Regions from separate parts of the Mus musculus genome. Here regions 2, 3 and 4 are each linked to region 1. Evidence: chromatin loops called from intact Hi-C (ENCODE). Cell type or tissue: heart. All regions are shown on one strand. Links, peaks and the distances in the headings refer to the core of each region. The heading gives the core; the rest is flanking DNA. Region 1 holds the start of Fnbp1l (formin binding protein 1-like). Region 2 overlaps Bcar3 (breast cancer anti-estrogen resistance 3). Region 3 overlaps Fnbp1l (formin binding protein 1-like). Region 4 overlaps Fnbp1l (formin binding protein 1-like).

Evidence for each region. Peaks named below come from ENCODE experiments on the same cell type or tissue, not always from the same donor. Only the 100,000 strongest peaks of a DNase experiment are listed, where the experiment ranks them.
Region 2: it touches region 1 in a loop (2.3-fold over the local background); 11 of 42 quality-filtered maps call a loop at or near these places.
Region 3: a loop joins it to region 1, with 2.1 times the contacts of the local background. A loop is called at or near these places in 8 of 42 quality-filtered maps.
Region 4: it touches region 1 in a loop (3-fold over the local background); 7 of 42 quality-filtered maps call a loop at or near these places.

The regions. Positions count from the first base shown.
Region 1 is chr3:122,614,924-122,622,265 of GRCm38, reverse strand. Fnbp1l (formin binding protein 1-like) reads left to right here and starts at 2,552. Exons shown (of 14, transcript NM_153118.3): 1 at 2,552-2,736. The coding sequence starts at 2,713. Gm43568 (predicted gene 43568) reads left to right here. Exons shown (of 2, transcript NR_166115.1): 2 at 1-17. In heart, for the core only: CTCF peaks have their summits at 1,830, 3,645 and 4,441 (motif pointing right); DNase peaks (open chromatin) are centred at 1,435, 2,585 and 3,095; H3K4me3 peaks cover 3,608 bases; H3K27ac peaks cover 2,774 bases.
Region 2 is chr3:122,506,071-122,513,412 of GRCm38, reverse strand. Bcar3 (breast cancer anti-estrogen resistance 3) reads right to left here. Exons shown (of 12, transcript NM_013867.3): 5 at 4,842-5,287; 6 at 2,091-2,194; 7 at 410-1,062. Among named protein-coding and RNA genes, the nearest start is that of Gm34349, 30 kb to the right of the region's middle. In heart, for the core only: a CTCF peak has its summit at 4,136 (motif pointing left); DNase peaks (open chromatin) are centred at 2,382, 2,762, 3,312 and 4,132; H3K27ac peaks cover 1,650 bases.
Region 3 is chr3:122,543,924-122,551,265 of GRCm38, reverse strand. It overlaps Fnbp1l (formin binding protein 1-like), which reads left to right. Exons shown (of 14, transcript NM_153118.3): 10 at 2,001-2,110; 11 at 4,191-4,323; 12 at 4,872-4,966; 13 at 6,574-6,722. Among named protein-coding and RNA genes, the nearest start is that of Mir7657, 5.9 kb to the right of the region's middle. In heart, for the core only: no CTCF peak of the experiment used is centred there; no DNase peak of the experiment used is centred there.
Region 4 is chr3:122,554,942-122,562,283 of GRCm38, reverse strand. Fnbp1l (formin binding protein 1-like) reads left to right here. Exons shown (of 14, transcript NM_153118.3): 7 at 1,323-1,451; 8 at 3,118-3,264; 9 at 4,178-4,381. Among named protein-coding and RNA genes, the nearest start is that of Mir7657, 17 kb to the right of the region's middle. In heart, for the core only: no CTCF peak of the experiment used is centred there; no DNase peak of the experiment used is centred there.

The DNA of each region.
Region 1 (7,342 bases), core at 912-5,911:
ATGTTGTCATTATAAGAGTTGCCTTGGTCATGATGTCTGTTCACAGCAGTAAAACTCTAACTAAGACACATACTACACACAATGATAATAAAACCCCAAATTCCCCCACAAAACCTCTGTGAAATAGCATTTGGCTGCATGACAAATAGCATTTGTGTGTGTAAAACATCTCTGCCTAGCTAAATATCAACTATTTTAGGAACAAGGACTTAGATAGTATATGTTTTTACTTTTGATTAATATTAGTTTTTAAAACAAAATATAACAATAGACACTTTTATTCCTGTATTGTAAGAACTTGATTTTATTTTTGTGGTGCCCAAGATGTTGAACATGGCAGACCAGGCTACAGTAGTTAAAACTGATGATGTAATTTTTAAAAATTACACTGTGTAGCACAGGTGTAGCCAGCTGCTTGGGTTTTAGTTAATTCAAATCTAGGGTTCTGTGTTTTTTGTCGTTGTTTTTTCCAGACCTGAAAATTGAACTCTAAGCAAGGTCTCATCCACGCTGGGCAAGTGCTTTACCCATAACCTCAGCTCAAAATCTGCTTTTACTTTTAAGGCAGTGAGTTGTTTAAATTGTGAAGTCCTATTCAGAAGTTTTAGGGAAAGGAAAATGGCTCAGCTTGAAGACAAAACTTTATGCTTTATTGGGGAATTATGTTGATAGTATAGTGTTAATATGACTAATAGCTTATTTTACTTTTTTTTTTGAGACACGGTCTATGTAGCCCTGGCTATCCTGGAACTCCACATGTAGACCAGGTTGTCTTGAACTCAGAGATTCACCTGCTCTCTGCCTCTTAGAGGTGTAATTTTGGTTTGAATTATGGTCCTTAGGTCTTTCTTAGCTTCCACGGCAGAGCGTAGGTAAGTTACATCTTAGAACTGGAATAGCTCTAAAGGAGACATTGCTACAGTAACTTCATACTATCTAGAGAGTGAGAGTGAGACCGGAGAGGTGACTGTTAGAAGACATACTTTGACAGAGACAGGCCTTTTTGAAATAGAGAAATCCAGAAAAATGGTGGAAAGAAGTTATTTCTTAGGAAGATATTCTCTCTTACCAACACCCCACCCCCACCCTCCAACCACTGCACACTCTGTAACCCAGGCTAGCCTCTGACTCCTGTAGTTACGCCTCTCCCCTCCGGAGCACTAAAATTACAGGTGTGCGTCATCACACTTGGCTTCAGCGACTTTCAAAGAACATTAAAAAAAAAAAAAAAAAAAAAAAAGACCGGCCTTAACCTAATTAGAAGAGAGTATTCATTTGCTCAGCCTACCTCAGAAAAGGATAGCAAAGAATTTGGTGAGTGGTGGTTAGACTGCCTGGAGAGCTCTGGCTATTTGCCTGGACTTCAATGGGGAGCAGAACTAGGTAAACAGGAAGGCTGGGGCGGAAGAAGCTGGAACACCTGTGTTGGTCCCGGTCCCGGTCCCGTAGGGAGGAGTTTCAAGGCTGATAAGACGTCCGTTGGTGGGGGGACCTTGAAGCATTCAGTTGTCATGACTCACTGAAGAGTACTCTACTGGTTCTAGAGTGAAAATGTGTGTGTTTTAAGCGACAAGCAATTAATACTAAAGCATATGCTGGGGAGTTAGTGAGCAGACTGTACGCGGTATCTAGTAGCACCAGCCAAACTTGCTGACTGCCAGTGGAGGCAGGCTGGGAAATAACTCAGCACAGCTAAAAGCAAGAGGTCGTCTGCAGCCAAGATTCCTATCGGAGGCAAGAGACGCCTCAGGCTCTGAACAGGTTGTTGAAGGGCTGTGAGGAGGGAGAGACCGGTCCCTGGAGGTAGCCACGAGCCTAGAATTCAGGCAAGCTCAGCAGCGTCTCACCTCCTGCAGGTGTCAGTCGGGTTCGCTTTCCACCAAGTCTTATCTTTTACCATGGCAACGTCCCCAAAAGATTACGGGATCGCTTGCCTCTTAAAAAAAAGAAAAAAAGGTTTCCCGAAAGAACTTACAATAAAATCAAAATGCTTTATTAAAAACAAAAACAAAAACCAGACACGTCGTGTGACACGTTGCATTCACATTGGACGTTTGACCTCTACAGGTCTGTGGTTCCCGGGGATCCCAGGCTGAAGCGCCAAGCCTGGACGGAGAAGTTACCTTACGAAGGCAGATTTTTTTTAACTAAACACACGCACACACCCCTCTGCTCCAACGTCTGGACGTGGTTTCTTTGTCAGGGCTCCGCAAAGAACGCTGACGTGTGGGGTCGCCTCCTTTGAGGGGGGGGGTCTCCGAGCAAGGCAGGGACCGTGGGCGTCCTCCCTGGCTCTCCATCTTGGAGCGGGAGTCTGAGTGCGGCTTTTGCTGAGCCCGGAGGCCGGAGCGGACGCCGCCGAGGGTCCGAGGATCCCCGCCCCGGGCGAGCTGTTCGGAGGAGACCCCCGCCGGCCCCCGCGCGCGCGAGTGCGGGCCCGCCCCGATCCCAGGGTGCACCGCGGCCCGCCCCCTCCCCGCCGTCCCGCCTCCCCTCGGCCCCGGCCCCCTCCCTCCCTCCTTCCCTCCCTCCCTCCCCGCTGCCGGGAGGCGGGGACGCGGCGGCGGCTCGCTTCAGTCGTGTCTCTCTCACTCACTGGGGAACCCGGTGGTGGTGGCGGCAGCTTTCGAGGCAGACGCTGAGGAGGGGAAAGTCGGGACGAGAGAGGACAGCGGGAGCAGCCGGCCGGCGCCAGTCGCCTCAGGTTCCGCCATGAGCTGGGGCACCGAGCTGTGGGTGAGTGTGGGGAGCAGAGCGGCTCGCGCCGTCGGCGGGAGCCCCGGGCTTGGCGCGCCGCGGACTCCGGCGCCTCTTTGTGCCGCGAGAGCCCGCTCGGCTGCGGGCGGGGAGGCGACGGGGCGGCTGCCTGGGGCTCCCTCCGAGGGGCCCGGGCCGCAGCCCTGGACGGCCGCTGCCGTCCCCTCTCCAGCCTCTGCCTGACTTTGCGGACGGGTGCCCGGCCGGGCGCCGCGCCTTTGTACCGCGCGCCCGACGGCGGGGGAGGGAGCCATTGTCCCGAAGGGGCGCCGCTCGGATCCCCGCGCCGCGCGCCTGGGCGACGCCCCAGCTCCAGGTAGGGGGAGCCGGGCGGCTTTGTTCCCAGCCCGGCCTGGGGCCAGCCAGGCCCAACCCACACGCCCATTTCCCTCTCTTGCTGCCTCCTTGCTCGGGACCTAGGGCGCCCGCGACTCCGCGCCGGCCAGCTCCGGTTGCAGCCTCTCTGGGCTGGCGGGTCTGCTTTTGTGACCCGAATTAGGTAGTGGGATCGAGGAAGGGACGCTCATTTTGGCGAAAGGAGCGCGCGGCTTGCCGATCGCTTGATTTCCCTCTCGTTCTTTATTCTCTCTCCTCTCTCTCTCTCTCTCTCTCTCTCTCTCTCTCTCTCTTTCTCTCTCTCTCTCTCTCGTGTGTGTATGTGTGTGTGTGTCTGTCTCTCTCTTTTTTCTCTCTCTCTCTCTTTCTTCCGTGCCTTTCCTGGGCGCTGGAGGCTGCAGACAATACCCAATGTCCGACCAAGGTGCAGGCGGAGGGTTATAGGTCGAGGAATTCGCTCCGGACGCCGTCACCTGAGGGTGGAGGTGTGCATGGCAGTGATTTCTCAGGTGCGGCCGGGAAAATTGGCGGCGTGGGGGCGCTGTCTCGAGCGAGCGCCGCCTGGCCTCTGCCACTCCCCTTTTTATCCCACCTGTGCATATTTTCCGTGCCTTTGTTTGCGAAAATCTCCGGGAATCTCTGTAGCGGGAGAGGAGGGACAAGTTTCGAGTATGTACGCTCACTGGGATTCGAAACAGATCGTTTAGTCGCGAGGCCGAATGTTTTCTCCTTTTCCACGTGCTGTAGATTGGGAATTTTAGAAGTGACACTTAAAAGCTCATCTAGTCACCCACTTAACCCTGCCCCAGGAATCTGTCCTGTAGCACTCTGCAGAAGTGTTTGCCCAGTCTGCAAACATAACCATCAAGACAAAATACCTCAGGAGCCTCTCCACTTGATTGTTCTGATAATGGTGAGCGTCATTTGTAAACGAATCATGTAACATCAGTTAGAATTTCAGGCATTATTGGTCCTTTCCCATTTACTTTTATGTTTGTTTGAGACAGTCTCACTATAAACATGGCTGGCCTGGAACTCGTAATATAGACCAGGCTGTCCTTAAACTCAGAGATCCACCTGACTCTCTCCAGTTGCTGGGACTAAGGGTTTTCCCTTTTAAACGTACATTCTGTGATGGTTACAGTGTCATCAGTGAATGGAGATGGGTATAGTTTTATTTTCTATTTACAACATTTTTTATCTCTTTGGTGCCTGGCGATTGAACCCAGGACCTCGCACATACTAGACAGCAAGCCGTATCTCTAGCCCCTTATTTTTAATTTTAAATTCATGTATTTATTTGTGACTGACTGTGGGTATATCTGGCAAAGAAGCCAGAAGAGGGCATCAGATCTCCTGGAGCTGTAGCTCAGACACTTATGAGGCTCATCACAAATGCTGGGAACCAAACTCAGGTGCTTTGCAAAAGCAGCAAATGCTCTTAGCCATTGGATTAATCTGCATGCATGTGCATGCATGTGCATCGGTGCCTAAGGAGGCCAGAAGAGGACATGATTCTGAAGCTGGAGTTACAGGTGCTTGTGAGTTGTTGTCGATGTGGGTGGTGGGATTTGAACTTAGGTTCTCTGCAAAAGCAGTACAGGTTCTTAGCTGTTGAGCCGTGCCTCTAGTCTTTGTTTTACAGCTTTGAGCGAGGATTGTGTTTTCCCCTAGGTTGCAATATAATACAAGCACCTATACTGTCTGTTATTGGGAATTTGATGTCTGGAAAAATCACATCAAAATATAAATTTAGAAAACAGTTGTCACATTTTATTTTATCTTAAGGGTCACATTACTATCCTAAGGGTTTAATGATTGAAAATTCATTGTTACACAAAACACTGGTGATATATAATTACGTGCTCAAACCTAAGTAATTTGCTGTAACTGATGGTTTTTGCTGTTTTATCTTTTATGTGTATGCTTGCATGTGTGGGACAGAGGTCAGACTTGGGTGTTGTGAGGGGTCATCCACCTTGGTTTTTTTGTAACCCGATCTCTCCTTCATTTTGAGCTTGCTGATTAGGTGAGCCTCGAGCCTACTCATTGCTGGCTCCTCAGTGGTCGGGTTATTCCTGGGAATTTACTCACTCCATTGTGGATTCATATTTGCCACTTGATCAACTGCACTATTGAACTATCATTTCAGCCCTGCCCTCCCACCCCCTTGGCCATTTTAATCTTTATTCTTTGGCAGGGTTTCACAGTACAGCCCAGGCCGGTCTTGAATTCCTGGGGATACAGGTGTACACTACCAGAGCTTACTTGTTTTAATGCTTCTTATAAAGACTTGTGTTAAAATTTGGAAATAAAGGTATTCCATAGAACTTCTATATTTGTGGCCCTGGGTTTCAGAATTACCAGTAATTTGCTAAATGGATTAGGTCAGGCTTTTGTTGTATAGCTTTAAGGCTTTATGGATTAACTGCTAATGTATCTGAGCTGTGCTTTAAGGGACTTCTAGTTTTAAATGAGCATTTAAGTGAGGTAGTGACTAGAGTCAACAGTTTGTATTTTTTTTTCCAGAATGCATGATATCTTGTCCATTGATTATTATGTTGACTTCATTATCATAGAGAATATAGAGGATCATGGCTAAACATGAATCAGTAATTTCACAAAGTATAGATTTTAAAAAGTTTTTCATTTTTATGTAAATGAGTGTTTTGCCTGCATGTATGTGTATTCACCCTGTGTGTGCTGGGTGCCCTTGGAAGGTGCTAGATCCTCTAACTGGGTTCCCAGATGGTAGTGAGCTGGCTTTATGGGTGCTGGGAACTGAACATGGATCCTCTGTAAGAGCAGTGAGTGCTCTTTAACTGTTGAGCTGACTCTCTAGCCCCCAAGTACAGATTTTGTAATTAACAGCTCCCTTTTATAGCTAAGGGAGTCAGAGGACTCCTTTATTTAGTCAGTAAGTTTTACTTGTCAGGAGGTATCATTTTAGTTTTCTGAGAGGTCAATTAAAGTTCAACAGAAAAAATATTTGTACTGATAAGCATGTATGTATATATGTGTGTGTATATATACATATATATGTATGAATGACAGAAATAGGTCAGATGCATCTCATTTATATGGCCTATTAAAATATTGCTACCTGTGTCAGGGAACATTGCTTAGTGGATAAAGCAACTTGCTTGTTCAAGTGTGAGAACTGGAGCCCTGATCCTGAAAAACCCATGCAAGGGTATGGCAGCTGTTTGACATCCTAGTTCTCAGGAGGCGGTCACAAGTTTCCTGAGGAAGATAGCTGGCTAGACTAGGCCGAGTTGGCCAGCCCCGAGAGACCCTACCTCAGTAAGTAAAACTGAGAGCTGCCTGTATTTCAGTTGAAGCCGTGTGTAGTAACTAGCATACTAAAAGGTGTGGAAAGACTGATGTTGGGCTATCCCACAGATCTTACTTTTGTGTTCATATGGTTACAGTAACCTAGGCTTTGCAGATATATATAGCAAAAGAGTCAGTTGTACAGAAATATGAATCTCTAGTAGCTCATGTGATGAAGACTATTGCTTTTTTCTTTTCTGTATATAGTTTGTAATATGTCTATACACCAGGATGTGTGCCTGGTTTTCTTGGAGGCCAGAAGAGGGATTCCTTAGAACTGGAGTTATAGATGATTATTAACCACTACGTGGGTACTGGGAATTGAACCTGGGTCCTCTGGAAGAGCAGCCCATAATCTTAACCACTGAACTCTCTCTCCATCTGTGACTTAAGACTTTAGAACTAACACTAAAATGAATAGAAAGTGACAACTGAAGGTTAAAACTATTTTTAAAAGGGTTGCTTTTTCTTCTGTTCATTGTAGGGAAAGCTTTAGATAGGTCGCAGCACTTCAGCTAGGTTTTAGAACTGGAAGGGTTGTGCATGTGGGAATTCTCAGGTTCCTAGAGGGCAGCGATCATGTCTTACTCATCATTCTTTCATTGTCAGCTTCATTACTGTTTCATAAGCAAGTTACCAACATGCTTCTTGACATAGAGCCTGGCACTGATGGGACCTTTGAATAAATGCTTCTGGGCCAGCCTGATCATAGTGGTTAGATTTGACTTGCATTAAGTGTAAGGAGCTTGAAAGCAGTGAGTCGGAGATAGGGACCAAGCACAGAGGCTGGTCTGGCTGACTGCTTGATTCAGGAACATGGTATCTATGTGTCTGTACACATGTAGCTAGTCATTAGCATAAAATCAACCTAGTTTTTGAACCATTAAAAAAAACCACAGAAGGGGGCTGGAGAGGT
Region 2 (7,342 bases), core at 1,111-6,110, 110 kb after region 1:
AATATACCATGTGTATGAGTATAATGTATAAGAGAATAAAATAGTAAGGGCCCTGTCACTCCAGCAACCAGGCTTTCTGTGGTCCTCCTTCGCCCCCAACTGTTCCAGTTCTGACAGGGCTGAGGGAGTTCTTAACTAAGGAGGTAGAAGGAGGAGTCACAGAGGCGCTTATCTTTAGCAGGTTGGGTTCAGGGGCAGGTCTGCCCTCCCTCTGTCCAAGGCAAAGTTTACCAGTTTCCTGCTGGGCAAAGGTTGCCCTGACTGGTGGTTCCCACCCTGCAAATAAATCCCACACCTGCGTTACTGTCTGGCTTTCTCCCCTATGACGAAGCATCGACCCAGCAAGGTGCGGTGTGGCCAGGTAGACCTCCTTAAGAGTAATGGAATGGGACAGCCACAGAACACTAACCTTGCAGTCCACGCTCAGCATGTGCTGCGCAATGACCCTGGCATCGTGGTTGGTGAACAGTTCTTTCGCGTGCTTCAGCATGGCCGTTTCCAGGGGTTTGTTCTCTGGAGGAAGAAGCTTGGACTCAAAGTCATTGGGTCTGAATGACGACACGGTCTCCATGAGAGGTGGCACAAACTTGGTCTTGTCCTCCTGACCTTCATCCGTCTGCACTGCCAGTGGATCCCAATGTCTCGCCTGGTCATCCCCATCAAGGATCATGTAGTTGATGCCAGAGTTCCGGGGACCCGATGGCCCATTCTGTTTGGCTGTCAGCAGCATCTCGTGGCTGTCGTGGGCTTGCATGGGAAGCTTGGCTCCCCTGTCACAGCCCACAGCAAAAGCAGGGTTCAGTTCACAGTAGTTGGCCTCTGAGGTGAGCCAGGGAGATGGAGAGGGGGGAGTCTTGAGGAAGGGCACCTTGCAGGGCTTCGGGGGTGGCTTGGGGCACAGCTGGCTGTCTGATCCCCGAAGCGCCTCCCCTGTCCTAGCATCTGAAGAGAACCTTCGTACCAGTGCTGGACTCAGAGTGGGCTCGCTGCCAGTCCTGAACACGGGAGAGCTGGGGCAAGGGCTTGTGTCCATACTCGGAGACTGGGGGGGCAGCTTGCAGCCTGTGGAGGAGAAAAGAAGGTCAGAGAAAGCTCAGTTGTCTGGAGGACAGAAAACAAAATGGGAGTGACCGCTCCCAGCTCTCACCCTATGCCCTTGGGTTCTCCTCTTTGCCACAAAAGAAAACACCGTGACTTTCTCACATCAGTTCTGGTTTGTGGCAGTCTAGAACACTGTGAAGGCGTCCCTGGCTCCACCTCACTCTAGAGGTGACTCTAAATCCCAGGGGCTGGGCCCTAACACCAATTTATGGTCATAGCAGGTTGGGACAGTCAGAACAGGGAAACAGGTCTTGGGCAGTGAACAGCACAATCCCGTCAGAAGAAACGGAAACCTTCAGCCACATAGCATGAAAGGCTCTGAGTCACCAAGTCAGGGTGGATCTCAGGCAGCACTAAAGAGAGAGCAAGAGATGCAAGGAAGATAGACAGACACACGGAGATAAGCCAAACAAACATTTTACAAAGGAGCACTGGGAAAAGTCACTTTGTGGCCCTGTGGAAGGTTACTTATTAAAAGAAATGAAAGATCCTCCCACTGGCACTAAATGCTTATGGAGTTCCCAAGTTCCACGCCCCACCACTCTTCTGGCTATGAACAGAACACAGAGAAACAGCAAGGTGTCTGTGGACAGCCACTCCATTAGCAGCCCCCAGACTATCTGAGCCACTGATGGGGCAGGGGGCAGCTAAGGAGTGAGTTCTGCTATCATGATGACCACCACATATCAACAGGGTTTGCAATGTAAAATCCTGGGTACAAAAGCTAGGTGACCCTCTTACTCAATACTTACTCAGTTTCCACGGCTGCAAAATGAGGGTAACTGTGCCCACTTTGAAGGCTGGTTATGAGACTTAAATGTTTGGATGCATAAAGCATTAAGCTTAGCGTGCCATAACCAAACAGTTCTGCCAACCTCCCCTCCAAGATATGGAATCTTCACACCCCGTGGCTTGTTTGGGGCAGAAAAAGTTCGAGGACCCCCAGGGCCACACTACCACCTTCTTGCCTGACACTCCCCGACACCTACCTATTGGCAGGTGACTCTCCGACTGGTGAGCTTTGAGGGTTAAGGCCTTCCTGTCCTGCACGTGATCCAGGCAGGCGGGCTGGCTGCCACTCTTCTCTTTATTCCTGAAGCCAGAGAGACCAGGCAGAAACGTGTTATTAAGTAGTAAAACCCTCCTTCAGGCTACGTCACTCACTCAGGGAAAGTTAAGAAAAGAAAACTCCCCGGAATGGGAATGAACTTGAACGCAGCAGCGCATACCCTAACAGTAAAGGAAAGGCCGAAGAGGAGGGGCAACTGAACTGACTGGGTGTGCCAGAGTCCCCAGGGCCAGAGCAGCTGAGTCCTGGGCTGTTTCCTCAGCCCTTCCTTCCATCCTGTTGAAAAGACCGTGCTGAATGGGTCACCATCCTCTGGGGAGTAGTGGGAAGGCATCTGATGAACTGGAATGTGTATACTTCTTTAAAAAAAAAAAAAAAAAAAAAAAAACAGCTTTAAATGATTCTCAGTCCCTGGGGGAATGGCTTATTTAACTAACACGACTTTTCCACAATGGTTCAATGTCAGCTGGGAGGAAGCTGGGGGTCACTTTCTATCTCTATGTACAGATTAGCTGCACAGGTCAGAGGTGGCGGTCATCCCTATCTTCCTGGCTGGGCTTGGGGAACACCCACAGGTGATCTCTAACTGCTGAGTTAGAAGCAAAAGTGGCCGGTACAGTCAACTGGGAGGCACAGCGCACAACCAGCCAGGGAAAGGTAGAGGGTGACTTGGAGGCACTTTCTCCCACACTCCCTCTGTCCGGTCTGATTAACTGGGGATCGGTCTAACTACAGGCGGCGGTAGACTGTATTCTGTTGACAGAGGAAGAGATACGCTCTACCAGCCAGGCTGTGATAAACAGGTCCTCCGGAAGCATAGCCCAGTGTCACACAAACCGGAAGATCTTCCCTATGTTTGGAAACAAACAATCAAAACCTTCCAGCAACCACTCAAAGATAAGTAGCAAATTACTAAAGGAAATGACTTTGGAGAAACGTTGGTGGACGTTAGAGGCGTGTCCACCATGATCAACAATCAACCCATCAGATTGTTCCGGGAGTCCAGTGTGGCTAGATAGGTGGGAAGCAGAGTGCCTGAAAATACACACCTTTGCCCAGGGCCCCAGGCTGCCAGGCAGGCAGCAGGTGGCAGTGGGCCAAAGCTGACGTGGGAAAGTCACTGAAGGGCAGCAGGGTAGGGTGACTAGCCCATTAAGGCCACACTGGTCATGGTGAGGTCGCCCTTCCCCCACCTGAAGTGTGTTGGTCGCTTCCTGTGGGAAACTATCCCAGAGCCTCTACATTCCAAAGGCCAATCAGAAGAGCATCTCCCAGACCCTTCCTCGCCTCCCTGCCTGCCCCTAAGTCTGACTTTTGCCTCCCCTGCAGAGAAAAACAGCTCCCAGGAATACCAGCGCTTGCTGTGAGAGTAAACACGGTCCACTTCCTGCACCCTCACTCAACAGCGTCTATGCTTCCAGACCAAGGAAGGGAGCCCCAGAGAGGTTGAAGGTGTCTGCCTAGGGTTGCACAGCTAACCACATGGGAACCAGCATGGAGCCACAGGTTCTGAGTCAGTTGCTGACTAATACATACCAGGCAACAGCTACAGTTTATGTTACTTACATAGTCCTGTATTTCATAAGGCGTTTGCAGTAAAGAAATTATAGTTTATATTTTCTCTTGGCCCAGACAGGAAAGCAGAGAGGCGAATGGACACGCTTACTTATATGAGACACCAGGAGCCGGGGGAGCCAGGGCAATAGAGGGGTCCAGGCTACATCTCAGCTTTCCTCCCCAGCAATTGGCCCTGAAAAGGTGTCTCGTCTCTGGAAGCTAAGTCCTATGCAAATACTGAGCTCCCTTCTCAGCCTTGCCTGTCTATTCTCTGAACACTTCAGCCCAGGAGGCACAGGAGTCCAGTTTCCTCCCTCTACGCTTCCAGTCCTTCAAACCCCATCTGTTTCCCTCCAAGCCAATCCTTTTCCGCAGGGCCAGTCCCTAGCCTCAGCACTGACCCCTGCTGGATGCTGACACACAGCATGTCCACAGTCCCTGCCCTCCCCTTAGTATACTGCCTAGGTGGGCTTTTTCCTCTAACCCTGAAGACCTCAGAAATCGACCCCACCTCCCCCTTCCAGCCTGGGCCCTTGCTGAAGCCTATGCTGGCTCCCCTGCTTCCGTCTCTCCCCACTCTGTGCCTAATGCTACCCAGTTCTGCTTCAGGATCTGCTGTTCACTGTGCCAAACTTTTGTAGCCGGGCAGAAAGCCTCCACCATCAGCGTTGGTGGGGTGCGGTCGGGTTCCTCCTAACCCCATCCCTCCCTTACACAGACCCTCTACTTTAGCCTGGCCAATCAACCCTCCAGGCTCCTCTGGCCCTTGAACGTCTCACATTAAGTCCCTGGAACCCCCTCTTCTTTGCAGTGTCCCCCACATATCCCCTGCTCAGACCCTGTTGTTGTTTTTGTTGTTGTTTTAGTTTTAGAAATGGGGAATCTCATTTTGTAGTCAAGGATGGCTTTGAACTTGGGGCACTCGCCCCATTTTAGCCTCAAAGCACTGAAATTACTCACACGCATCCCGCATCTAGCTCCACCACTTGATTTTGATGCTCTTTAAGTGGGGGTTAATCATGCACACTCGTGACCACTATCCACTGACGGTGAGTGTTCTAAAACCCTCTCCTCCCCTTCGCCTAAGCGAGGCCCCAGCACTCCACAGACCTACCTGAGGAGGTTTCCTCGGGGCAGGCTGTGTTCCCGAGCCTGGATGCTGCTGCCTGTGGTGAGGCTCAGCCTCTTCACCACGTCTGGCCTTCCCTCAGCCAGGCTGCCCTCCCGGCCTCGGCCCGGGGAGGTGCCATAACGCTCCTCCAGACACCAGAGGGGCACTGTCCTATTGATGGGCTGGAAGATGATGGCACCACTCTGTTGGGAGATGGGCCGCCGGTTGCCCACGTAGCAGCGGACCAGCCCCGGGATGGAGTCAAAGCTCTCCATCTCGAATTGGTACTGCACACGGCTGTAGGCCTCGCTGAGCCGCAGGACAGTCCGGTTGATCTTAAAGTGCTGAGCGAGGTTCTTCCACTGACAGGTCAGGACAAAGTTTCCGGGGCTCGACAGGGAGTCGCGAACCAGGAAGTCCCCATCCCGCTGCACAAGGTTTTCAGACACCTGTAGTCAAAATGGTGAATGAGGAGCAGGAAAGGCAAACATATTCACTCAAGAACTTCCAGAAGGCAGTGCTGCTATGTCTGCTGTGTGCGCATGTGCGCGAATGTGTGCGAATGTGTGCGCATGCGTGCAGAGACCAGAGGAGTCTTTCCTTAGGCACAATCGGTCTCCCACAACCCAGGTATCTGCCTCTCTCTGCCTCTCCACTCCATGTATTACCACACCTGGCTCTCCTGATTTTTGTTTTTGTTTTGTTTTTAATGAGGGTTCTGGGGATCGAACCCATATCCTTGTCCTTGCAAGATGACTATTTTACCAACCGGGCCATCTCCTATCACTCCCTTTTTTTAGTCACGTCTTTAGTTTGTTTGTTAAATGACACACTCAAGGACTGTATCCTAGCTGGGTATGGCTCTGCACACGGGTGATCAATGTGCTCAGGAAACTAAGACAGGAGGACTGTAAGTCTGAAGTCAGCCTGGAATACATAATTCATTTGAGGTCATCCCCCTCTCAAATGCAAAACAAAACACCCAAACTATTTATGGACCATCTTCTACATGCCCAGCACTACTGCAGACTCAGGAGACACAGCAATGACTAAGTGTGCTTCCTCGGGGGCTTTGTGGTGTGTGTGTGTGTGTGTGTGTGTGTGTGTGCGCGCGTGCGTGTGTGTATTTGGTATAGCACTCTCGGGACAGACGGCTGCAAGTATGGTGAGTCTGAATATTGTGAAGCTAAGGAAAGAAAAACTTTGGAAGGGAGATGGGCTATTTGGAAGGGTTATTGTTCAAATGAGGGTGGCCAGGAAGATGTCCCAAGAAGAGGACATTTACACAGACTTAGAGAATGTAAAACAGCGGACGAAATGAAGTTGTATGCTCATTGGGTCTGATTTTTTTTTTCCAAAGGGAAGAGGAAGAGGCTATCTGGGTCTGGGTCCCCTAATCATCCTCCTCAGATTTCCGTTTACAGAGCAGGATGAACCCAGGGATGGCATGGTGGATTCTGGACAAGCTAGGAGGCTAGGAAAAAAAAAATACAAAGACATTTGAGGTTTCCTCACCCCACAAAGTTATTGTAAAGATAATCCATTTGCATATGAGAAATAGGCAAAGCACGAGGAGTACAATGCCTGTAATGCAGTGGACAGCCCCACAGGTAGCCACTATGGTGCTGATGTTGCCAGCCATCCAGTACATCATGCTGGAGCCTGACCACCTAGGTTTGTATTCTGCCCCAGCTGTGTGACTAGACAAATTACATAAGTGCCTTGTGGTTCAGTTACATCATCCATAAGATGTAGATAATGCTGTTGCTTATAGAGTGGCTGAAACCTTCAAAGGGACAGTGTTGGCACCCGGCTTCCCTTGCCATCGGGTTCCAGTTAGCGTCCAGAATGATGTCCTCCTGAGAGCTCACCCTCCTGGCGCGCTAACAAGGACAGAAGTGATGACATTTTTCCCCTAGGATATTCTAACATCCAAGTGACGCTATACTTCTGCGAGCTCAGAATAGTGTGCTGCCATGGTTACTTAAAAACTGCTCTTTGCCTTAAAAATACATTTTCATGCAGAAATTCCATTTCCTGGAATTGAGCCAGTAGAAAGAATTATAGGTCTGAACGTGGTAGTTATCTTACAGGATGTTGCTCAGGCTGCTAGAAACGCTCTAAGTACCCCATAAATTGTGATGTGTGTGTATGTGAAAGCCATATATATACACAGTGTGTGCTGGGGCAGCCAAAGAGTTTACAGCCGGAGCCAATTCCCAGGGCACACCATTAAGTGAGGCGAGTGGGCCACAGAAAGCAGGAAGATCTCTGTTTTGATTGAAGAGGTCTGGAGGGATATGCACGAGAATGCTCATAACAACTACCTCCAGGGGAGACAATTAGGGATAGGAGTTAGATTTTCTCTTTTCTTATCTGGATCTTCTACCATCAGTTTTAAGGTTAAAAAAATTATCTCAAGATCAGAATAAAAATGATTTCTTTGATAAGTGTTAAAAAAAAAAAATAGGGCTGGTAAGGTGGCTTAGCAGGTAAAGGCGGTT
Region 3 (7,342 bases), core at 724-5,723, 71 kb after region 1:
TTACCCACTGATAATGATAACTCCCCCCCCCCAAAGCCTGTTAAACTGAAATATGTTTTCATTTCCTTAAACTATTTTCAGAATTATTTTTCAAAATATGAAGTAGGTTATCTTTGTACTGTTACATGATAGTGTAATCTCTGGGCCCCAAATTAGAATGAATCTGGTAAATTACATTGGTCATTAGCTAGTAAGTTTAAAGGAATTTTATATAGGAAATTTTGTTGTTCCATCATTTAGTTTAGGTTTGGTTGATTGACAGTACCTGATATAAAATAAAAGCCACTTAAACAGTGGCCCCACTTTTAGTCATTATGGTTGTTGAATGCCCATAGTCTATGGGCCACTGTGGAAAGAGTCTTGGAGGTACTTATTATTAATTAATGGTAACATTTGATCATGGTTTTTCCTGTAAATGGGTTTTCTTTTGTTTAAAAGTAAATGACACAGGTGTGGAGAGGTGGCTTGGCCATTAAGACCATTAGCTGCTCTTACAGAGGACCCAGGTTCAATTGCCAGCACTCACATGGTAGCTCACAACTGTCTGGAACTTAAGTTCTAGTAAAAGCCTATGCTCTCTTTTGGCCTCTGCAGGAACAAGGTGTATAGAGATAGATGGAGGTGGGAAATCACACATTACTCAAATACAATAATTTAAAAGTGAACAGAGTGTCCTTGTAACTGGTAAAATCAAGCTATTAAGCATCTGTTAAAGACGTAAGTAGTCAAGAAAGAAAGAATGCATTTTATTTTGTAGGCTTGTCTCAGTAGCACTTAAAAATTGAGAATAGTATTCATATTCAACCATTTTGAGAAAAATAAAGAATAAGTATTATTTTGGAATGTAATATATTAATACAGGTTTTATTAAATGGATTCTGTAGTTAATAATATTCTACTATAATCTCTATAGAATGTAGCTGAATTAACAATGACTAACATGACATTTAAGAAGAAAATGGGACTGAGTGTGGTGATAGTGACACACTCCTGTAACCCCAACACCTGGAAACTAAGACCAGAGCTGGGAGTCCAGGGCAAGGCTACACAGTGAGGCATGGTCTTTAGGAGAAAGACATGATAGTAGAAGACTCTGCACCTTTATACTAACTAACATTTAATTCACCGAGATTGAGAAGATTAAAACCTTTCTGATGAGGAATGTTCCCTAAAGCACTGCATGCGGCCTGGGCATGGTGTCATGCACTTGCAAGGGCAGTACTGGGGAGACTGAGGCAGAGCATCTGGGCGTGAGTTACACACTGTAGCTAGAGCCTGCTGTTTCACCCAGAGAGGAGGGAGACAGACAGACAGACAGAGAAAACAGGGGTTATAGCTTTCAGAAACACCTGAGGTCTGTCATTTGGTTTCACATAAGACCAGAAGTGTATTCCATGTATGTAATTTCTGATCCGTAGACTATACCTTTAATTTTTTAATGATCAGATTTTAATTTGTTTCCAAAGAATGGTCTAGAAAATATAATCATTCAAAAACTAACTGCAGTATTGAAATATATATTAATTAGTTGTCTTCATGCGGTAAGTTGCTTATGTTGCTCAGCTATGAATCTCGTATTTTTATTTAGCATATTCATGGCATTCTAAATGTCATGACTGGATTTTTTTCCTTAAGAATTCTATGTAAGAGTACATACAGAGTAGTTCAATAATATAAATGAGAAATGTTGTGTGTTCCCATTTTGTTGTTGCTGTAAGAAGACTTGTGTGTATTCATTTTAACTGTCAAGACTTGAAATAATGTAATATAGTTCATAATTACCTGTATTTGGTAAGATTTCTTTTTTTTTTCCTGCCTATTTTCATGTTTTTATAAATATGAAATTTAAGCTTTGAATTTTACTAATACATCTGTATAGATTTTTTTTTAAGTTGAAGCTAAATAAAAATTGAAGTTAGTTGCTTCATTTATAAAAAAGGTAAAGTTAAGAAACAACATATCTGAAAGTGTCTCAATAATGATTTAGGCTCTCTTTTCAGGGCCCAGCACTAGAAGATTTCAGTCATTTGCCACCAGAGCAGAGGCGGAAGAAGTTACAGCAGCGCATTGACGAGCTTAACCGAGGGCTGCAGAAGGAAGCAGACCAAAAGTAGCGTTTCCTTGAGCCCTCCCTCATTGCTCTCCCTTCTGGAACTAATGAGTGCTGTGTACACTGACACAGAGTGCTTCCAGATCGTTGGTTCTGGGCTGGGGATAAGTCAGTGGGAAAAGTGCTGGCCTAGCATTCATGAGGACCCGAGTTCAATCCTATCATTCCCCCAAATCATATATCCCGATTGAAACACTTTTTGAAACATTTGAAATTTTTTATTTTTATTTCATTATGTATGAGTGTTTGATCTGCATGTATATCTATGTATCACCTGCATGCCTGGTGCCTGTGGAGGCCAGCAGACCCCTGGAACTGGAGTTAGAAATGGTTGTGAGCTTCCATGTGGATGCTGGGAATAGAACCTGGGTCCTCTGAAAGATCAGTCAGTGATTTTAACTTCTGAGTCATCTCTCCAGCCCGTGACACACCTTTGTTTGTTTGTTTTAGGGAAAAGTAAAATGACCTAAACTAGAAAACATTATGGCTTACATATTAGATAAGTAAAAATCAAATGTCAGGGTTTGGTTGGTTGGTTTTTGTTTTTTGTTTTCATTATAGCATTTTGTTAGTCCCTGTTAGAATTCCACAAATTTGTAAAAACAAACAAACAAACAAACAAAAAACAAACAGAAACCCAAATCATGGTAATTGGTTGCCAAAAGTAGTTTTGCCTGCACCAACCACCTCGTCTATTTTATACACTTTTTAATGTATAAATTGAGTTCAGTATTGGTTGAGGGATTATCATACACATCAAGCATTTTACATGAAACATGTCATTAAATTCTTCAGAATAGCCATCTGAGGTTGCTCTTGCTGTATAAATGGAGAGAAGGAACTTGGTTAGAAATTGTGTAAGTGAAGTAATAGGATAAGGGAAAAAGAATGAGTTAGGAAAAGTCTTAACTACGTGTACCAGTCTGCTGGTAGTGGGGGTCGGGGTCTTAGCAATTTCAACTAGGTGGTAGCAACTGTTCTAAAGGTCACCGAGCCTCGTATCTAAGTAGATCAGAGATCAGGAGAGGAGGCAAGGAAGTTGTTGTGGAACTAACTTGTAGATACTGAGAGAGCTATAAAATTAATTGAAAAAGAAAAAGAAGTTTGGGTGAAAGTAAAGATTTTGCTTATGTTTTGTGAAAAATCCATATGGAAAGTGTCTAGGTGAGTGTGGAGCTATACATCTAGGACTTAAAAACCTGGAGACAGACACTGCAGAATCATCTGAAGATCAAAACATTCTAAAGAGGAGTGTAGGATGAGATGAGAAAAACCTTGTCATTTATATAACAGACATTTAAAAGTCGAACAAAGAAGCAGCCAGTGAATGATTGCTAAGAAAGCAGAGGCGAGGAGGAGAGAAGGAAATGGAGGCCTCAGGTTAGGCAGGAACAGACTACTAAGGAGCACTGGTCAGCAGGGTCGGGCACTAGCATCAGAGAGAGCTGATTGGCATAATCTGAGGAGGCAGGCTACCAGGAACTGGCAAATAGCTGAAGGGGGTGCATGGTTAAAGGTGGGGTTACTATTTCCGGCACAGATGAGTAGGAGGACAGTGATGCTGTGGGGATGAGATAAGGGATGCTGGCAGAATAATGCTAATAAAGTAATGTTTCCTCTAGAGCCAGGTATGGTGGCACAGGTTAGGAGGATCAAGAGTTAAAGGCCAGCCTGGACTATCTAGTGAGACCCTGTTTCAAAACAAAGCAAACTAATGAATTTGGTTTGAGAAACAATGAATGTAAGAACACTGTAGAATATTCTACCAGCTGTTTACTAAGCTCATGTATGTATAAGTAATATCTCAAGACAGGACAAATGTTTCTTTCCATTAGAAGTCTTGTAAATGTAAACACTCAAGCAATACACATTTTAAAAGTCTTTCCTTAAATTACTGACTGTATATACGTAGTCACACACACACAGCCTTGCACAAATTGTCTTTAATTAGGATATATTTGTCCAAACTTAGAAGTGTGACTTTTTAAGGTTCAGATAAACTTGACTCTCTAAAGATAAACGGAACTCTGAAAGGACATGAAGTGGATGCTTAATTTTGTGGTTTCCTTTTGTTTCTCAGAGAAGCACTCAACAAAATGAAGGATGTGTATGAGAAAAATCCACAGATGGGGGATCCAGGAAGTCTGCAGCCTAAATTAGCAGAGACCATGAATAACATTGACCGCTTACGAATGGAAATCCACAAGAATGAGGTACATTTGTTAACTCAGCATTTGGAGATGAAAGTGCATTTTTAAATATTTTATAAACTTTATTGCAATAGATTCGATTTTGCCAGACTTACATACCAATATAAGTTTAAAATTTATGAACTGAAAGTATCATCATTATAATATATAATTATCAAACTAACAGCCTACTCATTTTGTTATTTGAACTTTCATATGAAACTAAACATACTATTTTTAAAATTCAACTATAAAAGGCCAGGCAGTGGTGGCACACACCTTTAATTCCAGATTGAGGCAGGTGGATCTCTGTGAGTTTGAGGCCAGTCTGGACTACAGAGCAAGTTCCAGGACAGACAAGAGTACACAGAGAAACTCTGTCAACAAACAAACAAAACCAAAACAAAAGAAAAGAAACAAACAAAACACTCAACTATAAACCTAGTCACTATATACATTGGAATAAAATTTCTCTAAGAATCATAAAGTCTCTCAAAGTGCATTTTAATTCAGGGTTCCTTAGGAACTTTCAAACTTACTGACCTGTCTGGTGTTTTGGTTTTTTTCTGAAGGCATGGCTCTCTGAAGTTGAAGGCAAAACAGGTATAAGAGGTGACAGAAGACACAGCAGTGACATAAATCATCTTGTGACACAGGGACGAGAAAGGTCAGGGTTTGTTTTGTTTCATTTTAATTTTTAACTTCAGTAATCATTTAATGTCCATCTTTTTTCTCAATTTTCTCTCCATTACTAACTTTATCAAATAACTTCAGTCTTTTGAAACTGTTCTGTATATTAGGTAATAGTTGTAGGTAAAATAGGAAATTTCGTGTTCAATTCTAGTCTATCACATCCATTAGTACCTAAGAATAAAAACAACAACAATATCACAAAGCAGAACAAAAAAAATACCAAAAAACACCAAACCCTGCAGGCTTAGGAAGCCCAGGGAGGGGAGAGATCCCACTGAGGTGTATGTGGAGATGGATAACTTATGACAACCCCCCCCCCAAAAAAAAGTGCTGTCAAATTGCTTAGAGTTTGATGAAGAAGAAAAGAGTTACATCTTACTAGTTTGCAGTTTTCAACTTAGCTTTCCGCAAGGTCTGCTTGTGAATACTACTTGTTACATTTCCTCCTTACTATGCTGGATTTGGTTTTGTTTTCCTGTCATAAGATAATCAGTAAACTGTGCTTCAGCTTTAAAAAAATTTGACTGGCTTAATATCAGATATTGGTCTAATCATTACAGCATAATTTGAGCAGGCTCATTTTTTATATTTCCTGTCTCAATTTTCTAAAAACACAAAATGGAAGTTAGAATGCCGGTTGTATCTGGTTGTCAGTGCTGAAGGAAGTGGTGTAAGGTGTTTAGAGGTAAAAACCCTTGATCGTGTGCCTCCTAGCCAGCTGCTCTGATTCCAGGAAGGAAGAGAGCTCCAGGTCACTGGACTTTGTTACTAGGTTAAAACCCCAGGTTAAATGGGTTTTTTTGTGCACATATACCACACACACACACACACACTCCATTCTTTTGGATTTTCTAACATACTAATTTCCTTTAATCAATTAGAATTCATTTTATTAGAATTTGGAGTCTTGGTTTTAAGCAAAATGAATTCTTATACTGTCTTGGAATAAAAATTTGCTTCATTAAATAATTTAAGAGGTAGCCTAGATAATATTCATAGAACTCAATGTTTTTTCTACCTCTTGGCTGTTCTTCCTCCTGTGCTAGATTTAAAGTTACATCTGATTTTTTTTTTTTAAGCTTGCAGTTTTCCTCCAGGTTAAAGGAGAAAAGGAAGTGAGCTTTTCTTAGGGCAGTCGTCCTGGGCAGAGGCCTTCATCTGCCCTGTAGGCCAGGAGCTGCTCGCCTCCATGCACATGCTGTGCTCATGGCTTCTCAGGAGCTGCGGCACAGCCAACCTCCCCGTGGTGCCGTAGGCCTGGGTGATTCTGCTCAGGAATGTCTCTGACATGAGAAATTAGTGTCTACCGCATTGTTCCATGTCCTCCTTAGGTCCTGGAATAGTGAGGTGTGTTTACTGACCATTGCTCTAGACATTGTCATCTTTGAAGTGTTTACTTCAGGAAAGTGAGTGAAGAATCGTTTTGAATTACCACATTCAGTCTGCATAGTTAATGTTTGAAAATCGCACTCAATATAGAAGTATGGCACTGACAATTTCTCTTGAGATCACCTTCTAAATAAGACACAAAGCAGTCTCGTGTTTGCCAGACCTGATCAGAGATACTTTAATGGTTTTTAGCCCTGAGGGAAGTTACACTGATGATGCAAACCAAGAAGTTCGTGGGCCACCCCAACAACATGGCCACCACAGTGAGTTTGATGATGAGTTCGAAGATGATGATCCCCTGCCTGCTATTGGACACTGCAAAGCAATCTACCCTTTTGATGGTATGATGCTTGATGATGATGATGATGATGTTGTTTATTTACTTAACATCCTGATGGCTTCCTCTCTAGTCTGTCTTCCCTTTCCCTCACCTTACCTCACTTCCCACCCCTCCCCCTTCCTCCTCAGAAAAGGAGAGTCTTCCCATGGCTATTAACCAACCTTGACATATCAAGATGTAGAAAAATTAGGCATCTATTCTCTTGTTGAGCTTAGACAAGGCAGCACAGTTAGGGGAAGGGATCCAAAGGCAGGCAAAAGTCAGAGACAGCCCAGGCTCCCTCCCGTTGCTAGAACTCCCACAGGCCGAGCTGTACACGTGGTACATATGTGCAGAGGGTTTAGGTTCATCCCATGCATGCTGTCTGGCTAGCAGTTCAGTCTCTTTGGGTCCAAGTTAGTTGATTCTGTAGGTTTTCCTGTGGTGTCCTTGACCTCTCTGGCACCTTCAACCCTTCCTTCCCCTCTTCTAGAGGATTCTCCAAGCTGTGCCTAATGTCTGACTGTGGGTCTCTGCATCTGTTTCTACCATTTGCTGGGTGAAGCCTCTCTAATGACAGTTATGCTAGGCTCCTTCCTGTCTGTAAGCACAGCAGAGTATCATTAAAAGTATCAGGGATAG
Region 4 (7,342 bases), core at 934-5,933, 60 kb after region 1:
GATGTGCCGTGGATTAAATAAGGTTTTGTGGGCTTATCTATGATCTTGGCTACCCTGCTTCCATAGTCAGTTTATTTCTGAATTAACAAGATAGAGTTATAAACTAGTGTTAGAAGCTAAGTAACTGCATCTGTAAAAGCTAGCATCCTAAGAGTGAGGGATGGATGGATGGATGGATGGATGGATGGATGGATGGATAGATAGATAGATAGATAGATAGATAGATAGATAGATAGATAGATAGATAGGACTGGGAATGAGGATCAAACCAGAGTGCTTGTCAGCAAGGATAAAGCCCTTACGTTCAATCCTTAGCAAAAGAAAGGAAAAAAAAATAGTGTGCTGTGTAACTCATAGCCCTGATGTATACATAGCACACACGGCACTCGCACTTCTTCCCACCCTCCCTCTCTTCCTTTACTTTTGCCATGTTGTGCTCAGGTTGTGCTGCAACTCTGTTGCCTCTCTGGCCTCAGCCTTTGCATGTACATGAGACTGCTGGTGTGCAGTGTTGAATCTGTGGAGACCAATTCTTACTTCCTAATTTAGATCAGAGTCTAATTAGTTAGTGTTTTACTCTTGTGAACAGATACTATGACCAAGACAATGCTTATAAGGACATTTAATTGGGGCTGGCATATAGGTTTGGAAGTTCAATCCATTATCATCAAGGCATGAGCTTGGCAGCTTCCAGGCAGATGTGGGGCTGGAGGAGCTAAGAGTTCTACATTTTCATCCAAAGGCGGACAGGAGAAGACTGGCTTCCAGGGAGCTCGGATGAGGGTCTTAAAGCCCATGTCCATATTGATAGACTTCCTCCAACAAGGCCACACCTTCTCTAATAGTGCCACTTCCTGGGCCAAGCATATTCAAACCAACCCAATCAGTTAGGAAATTTGTTTAGCTTATACTCACTGTGTTAGAACTAACAGTTTTACTTTTATTCTTGTCAGAGAAGATAATACTCCTTTGCCCTTGTGCAAGAAATTAAAGGCAGAACTATTTTAAATAAGTACCTCTGGTTTCATAGAGATTGAAACACTGTTGAGTTTTACAGTACCCAACGTTTTAGTCATTTACATCTATTATGATTTTAGTTTCATTTATTATTTTCTGTGTGAATTTTATAAGTAGACTATTTATATTATTGAATAGAGCAGAGCTCTCATAGGGACAGAGGGATTGTCATAAGGAGACTGTAAGATCTGGAAGCATTTTCATTAGCTGTTGGGTTATCTATAACACAATTTAGGTTTGGTATAATTTTCAGAAAAATGAATTACTTTATTTTTGGCAATCATTTGGACCATTTTTGCCTGTAGGCCAAACAGCAGTTGAACCTTCGTACGCATATGGCTGATGAGAATAAAAATGAATATGCTGCACAGCTGCAAAATTTTAATGGAGAACAGCACAAACATTTTTATGTGGTAATTCCTCAGATTTACAAGGTAAGTTTAGTCTAGTTGAGAATTTTTTTGAGACAAGGTTCCACTGTTTATCTTCCCTGGTTGGCCTGAGCTCACAGAAACCCACCTGCTCCTGTTTTCCCAGGGCTGGGGTTAAAGGCATGCACCACCATGCCTAGCTAAAGAGTTAATTTTAAGTTAGAATTTTTTTTTTCAGTTTGGAAATAAAACCTAGCGTTTTACATGACGTAAGAAAGCATTTTGCATGATGATACAGTTCCAGTTCCAAAACTCAAGTATTAAACCTTAGAAATCAGAATATTTCTGAATTCACTAGGTATAAAATTTACTGTTGATAAATTTTGTTCTAATTGTATGTGAAAAGTAGATGTTATTATTTTAAAACCACAGACTTTTCTGTATTCTGGATTCACTAGGTATAAAATTTACTTTTGATAAATTTTGTTCTAATTGTATATGAAAAGTAGATGTTATTATTTTAAAACCACAGACTTTTCTGTATGTTTATTATTAGTGTTATTGTCTTAGTTTGGGCTTTTATTGCTGTGAAGAGATACCATGACCAAGGCAACTCTTATAAAAGCAAATATTTAATTGGGGTTGGCTTACAGGTTCAGAGATCCAGTCCAATATCATGGTAGGAAGTATGGCATCATGCAGGCAGATTTGGTACTGGAGGAGCTAGGAGTTCTACATCTAGATCTGAAGGCAGCCAGGAGACTAATTGCCACACTGGATGGAGCTTATATATAAGCTCATGCCTTCAGAGCCTGTGACGACTTTCTCCAACAGGGCCACACCTCCTCCAACAAGGCCACACCTAATAGTGCAGCTCCCTATGGTACTATTATGACACAAAAATTCAACTTATAAGTAAATTACCTATTGTGTTTGGGGGCCACTTTGGAATTTGCTTAGAGCAGTCTAGTTGTTTTGTGATCAAACAAAGAAATAAAAAGCAAAGGTCTCAAAATAAGACCCCAGACTTTAGAAAGTAACAACAAAAAGTGATCTGAAGTAGAGTTTGAGAAGCTGAGGAGAAAGGCCAGTACTGGCTGAGAGCAAGGGTGCAAACATGACTTTTAACGTACTGAATGTACCTGTCTTAGCATATTTTCCATAGTGAGTTTGGACGAGGGGGAATTTGGTGATGTGACTTACTGTTTGCCTTTCATGCCCTCAACTCTGAGCTGCAGTCTGTAGTAAGGTCTGGGTACCTGTTTGTATGCCATCAATTGTGATCCTTCATCCAGCTAGGTCTTAACTCAAGTACTCTGAACCAGTTTAAGGAGTACATCTTAGACTTGTGTCTTATGGATAATTGCTTTAAAAGAGGGGGCAGGGATTAATGCTAGAGTTTGGTGTTTAAATGGAACATTTCCTGAAAGCATAAAACTACCCAAATTTAAGAGAAAAGGGTAGGGGAGGTGTGGAGCAAAGACCTGGTTGCCAGTTGTTGATGTTTTAGATGATTATTATTAATATCAGTAATAAAAGCCTTGTATTTTCCTCCTTTTATTATTTATTTAACAGGCTTTAGATTGTAAGAATTATTAAGTCTATATGGCACCATTGAAAGGTCTAAAATAAAAGTGTAATACGGAAGAAATATTTTTGGGGAGGTCACTAATGGTTCTACAGAATAGAAAATTCAATTTCCCTCCTTGTTTGAATTCTGGATTATTAGCAACTACAAGAAATGGATGAACGAAGGACAATTAAACTCAGTGAATGTTACAGAGGGTTTGCAGACTCAGAACGCAAAGTTATTCCTATCATCTCAAAATGTTTAGAAGGAATGATTCTTGCAGCAAAATCAGTTGATGAAAGAAGAGTAAGTACTGTGTAGCTGTCTCTGAATTGGTGCGTGTGGTGAGTTGTGCATTTGAGTTAATGAGATGGTTTGGGAAAGAAGTAAAGTAACCTAAGGAATACGTGCTTCTTAATTATACTTTGTGTGAGAAAGCCTTGCGTAAGCTAGACTCCTACAATAAGCTCAACTCTTATTCTTTAAAAGAAACTTGCAGCCCTCCCCTTTCCAATATTTTTTTCTAATCCAAGATTATCACCTTTGAACTATGTGTTTAAATTATATTATTCTAATGAAAGTTGAGAGAAGGATGTGGTTAGATCGATCTAGTGTTGTCAGATCAATCTTGTGTAGTCCATCTTGAATGCAAGAACTAGTGCTTGAGCTGATCAAGAAACAGTGTAGAATAGTGATGAGGAGGAGGAAGAAGAGGGCATCAGGAGTCAAGGACATAGCGTAGTCTTGTTCTTGAGAGCATAGAGCCAGAAGCATCACAGCTTAGGCAAAGGGCAACATAGTCTTCGATCTCATTAGTTCTCAGTAAATGCTGAGTTACTAAGAAGCATGGACAAGTAGACTCTGCCATCCTGAGGGGAAAACAGAGTGTCAGATATTTACCATGTACTCAAGTCTTCAGAGCAAGCCCTTCAGTGAAAGCTAGCAACGAGCCTGTCTGTAACTGAGTCCCTACATTTAATAATAATAAAAGGAGGGCCTTTTAGTTTCTTTAGTTGAGAGTTTCAAAGTATGTGTGTGTTATATTTTTTCACTTGGGATTGATACATTGAATGCTTTTTCTAACATTGAGGGAGAAATTATTTTCTTTAAGCCTTTGGTGATTACTATAGAACTTTTTTTAAAAATTTATTTAAAATTTTTTTGAAAGCTAATGTACTGTTAACAAAATTGTTTTTAAAAAATTGTTTCTTATGTATAGGATTCTCAAATGGTAGTAGACTCCTTCAAGTCTGGCTTTGAACCTCCAGGAGACTTTCCATTTGAAGATTACAGTCAGCACATTTACAGAACCATTTCTGACGGGACCATCAGTGCAGCCAAACAGGAGAGTGGCAAGATGGATTCCAAGTCCACAGTGGGGAAGGCCAAGGGCAAGCTGTGGCTCTTTGGAAAGAAGCCAAAGGTAAAAACCATAAAAATCCCCATATGCTAATCAAACTCTTACTTAGTAAGTTGAAAAAGACGTTGAATGGATAATAATTTATGACTGATAGAGGAGTAATTTCATTCAGCTTGAATGATTCAATTAATCTTTCACTAATTAGAAAACAGTCTTGTACCTTGAGCACTTAATAATGTGGAAGAATATTAACTGAGTTTTAATATCTAGTTAAATTACATGTTTTTACAATTTTATTTATATAGAGTGTCAGAATTCTAAGGCAATGTTTTATTGTTACTGCTTACTACAGTGGAGATTCTTAGTTGGGATAAATGATAATCAGCGTCAAATTACCTGCTATAGCTCATACTACTATAACCTTTTATTATCCATATGCAACTTTAATGAGAAGGGCTTAGTGTTTTTGATTTAACTTCAGCTTTTAGGAACCTCTAGTTTACTAAGAGAATCTTGCTCTTCTTGTCAAGCCTCAGATCTTGATGTCCTGTTAATTTTTGGAAGCTAAGCAAACATAGCTCAACACAAGAGCAAATAGGATAAACCAGCACTTTGTCTTTCTTGTCGATTTAGTCGTTGTGTTGGACCAGTAAGGAGAGATGTATTCCTTCTGTCTGATACACTGTAATTTTTAAAGTGTGCTTAATTAATTTAATTTAGTACTTAGATCTTGGCATATGAAAGTATATAACATTTAACTCAAATTCTCTAACTGCTACTGTCTTTAAAAAACACATTTATTGGTAACTCGGGCTTTACTTATGCTTTTAATAATACTGTCCAGTGAAGAGGTTGAGTGGTGAGACCTCTCTTGGTCACAGCAGAGGAGCCAGAGCTTACAAAGATGAGAATACCGGTGCTTATTTAAGAGGAAATGACCTGAGAGGAAAGCTAGGGATGGTGGGAAGATTTGCCTATTTATAGTAATCAGATACAGTTTTAGAAGTATTTTGTGTGATAACTTTAACTATAGTTGATGCCTTTATCTCTTGACAAGTACAAGTTAAATATAACCTATATAGAATCCATTATGATGCTAACATGCTGAAATCCAGAAAAAATTATTTTAGTCTAGGTTATATTGTTCTAATATAATTTGTATACTCTTTATTTTAATCTATCAGTTTGTAAAAAAAAAAAAGTGAAATGGTATTGTTTAAAAGTAATTGGCTTTTAAAAGATAATAGCTTTAGCAAAACTTTGTTTATTCTCTATTTTCATAGAAAACTTTAAAGTGTATTTTGTGAAAATATGTTGCCAGAAATAGAATTTTCATTTAGGACAACAAACTATGCACATTTGGCTTATTGATTCCTTTCTTTATTTCCATATTAGCCACAGTCCCCACCCTTAACCCCTACTAGTTTATTCACATCCAGTACTCCTAATGGGTCCCAGTTTCTCACACTCTCCATTGAGCCCGTGCATTATTGTATGAATGAAATAAAAACAGGGAAGCCCAGAATTCCTTCTTTCAGAAGCCTCAAAAGAGGGGTAAGTTTAATAATGGGTTGAAATGCATGATGGCCTAATTGTGTGTGTAGTGTGGCTTTTCAATACTCTCCACCCTCATTATAAGGCTCTCCTATAAAGACACAGTTTAAAATCACCACAGAATTAAGTATAGCTGCCCTCAAGTAAAAACAACTCCTCTTTATAACATTTGAAATGTTCAACCATAAAAAATGGTATTATAAAGAGGGTGCTGGGTACAGTCATATTTTAGCTTTTTTTGTTTATGTGAAATCATATGTCCACCATTGTCTTGTAATGTATTTACATTTTTAAGACTTTCAGTAATTTGTCACTGGAGTTGCTTTGTAATGATTTGTCACTAATGCTGACTTCAACAACTTTATAAAATCTTGTTTTGTTGACAGTAAAATGTCAAGCTTGTTTTTATGCCCTCTTATTTTCAGATGCATAAAATATAATTTCTAATACCTTAATAAAAAACTAAAAAGCCGATGTGAGTGAAACACAGCTTTATAATTCCAGTACCTGGAAGACTGAGGCAGGAGAATAGAATTTGAAGCTAATCTGGGTTACATATGAAGTTTAAAAGCAGTCTTGGTTATACAGAGAAATGATATCTCCAAAAGCAAAAATAATTTTAAAAAGATTAAGTATATTAAATACAGAATCTTATATATCAAATTAATATACTAAATGGTATTATTTAATTATAAGGCCTATAAAATACTTAGTTATTATTGAGCAATATTCATATGGAATTTATTTTCTTAAACTAAATATAAACCTTTTTACTGGAGTTTTCCTTTTGCTTTTTATTAATTGACCAGCCTTAGACATCTAGTTTTTTAATAGTACTCTGCAAATGAAAATGTATAGACTAGAAAAATTCAAGTGCATTGTCCCTTAGCAATGACTGTTACACTACTAATAAATTAATGGTACTTCATTATGCTAATAACTTTTGTTTTTCTTGGTTTTGAAGATTGAACCTAGGTCCTTGTGTATACGAAATACTTAATCATATCACTAAACTACTTGCCTGGCCTGCTACATTTTCACTTTTATGTTTGAATTTTAGGTAATGCTCTTAATTATACAGCTACAATTTAGATTAATTTATTGAAGTTTTTGGCCATTTGAAAGACAGGTGTGCTAACCATACATAGCATCAGATCATTAACAGTAATTAATATACGAATACTAACAGTAATATACAAATATTAACAGTAATACACAAATAGTGTGTTCTTTCTCTTTTCTTTTTGTAGCTTTTCCCAGAATTAAAGTGCATTTTAGACACCTGATGCTAGTAATAACAGACCAGCCCAGTGTATTAGCATCTCCTTCAACTTTTTTACCATTCAGCTTCACTAGCTGAGTGTGGATAATAGAGGCAAGTCATGACCCTTAGAAAGGCTCCTCACAGAGACGTTTATTCTTGTGTGAGAGGTTTATTTGGTATCTCTTTTGCCTTAGTTATGAGGTAGA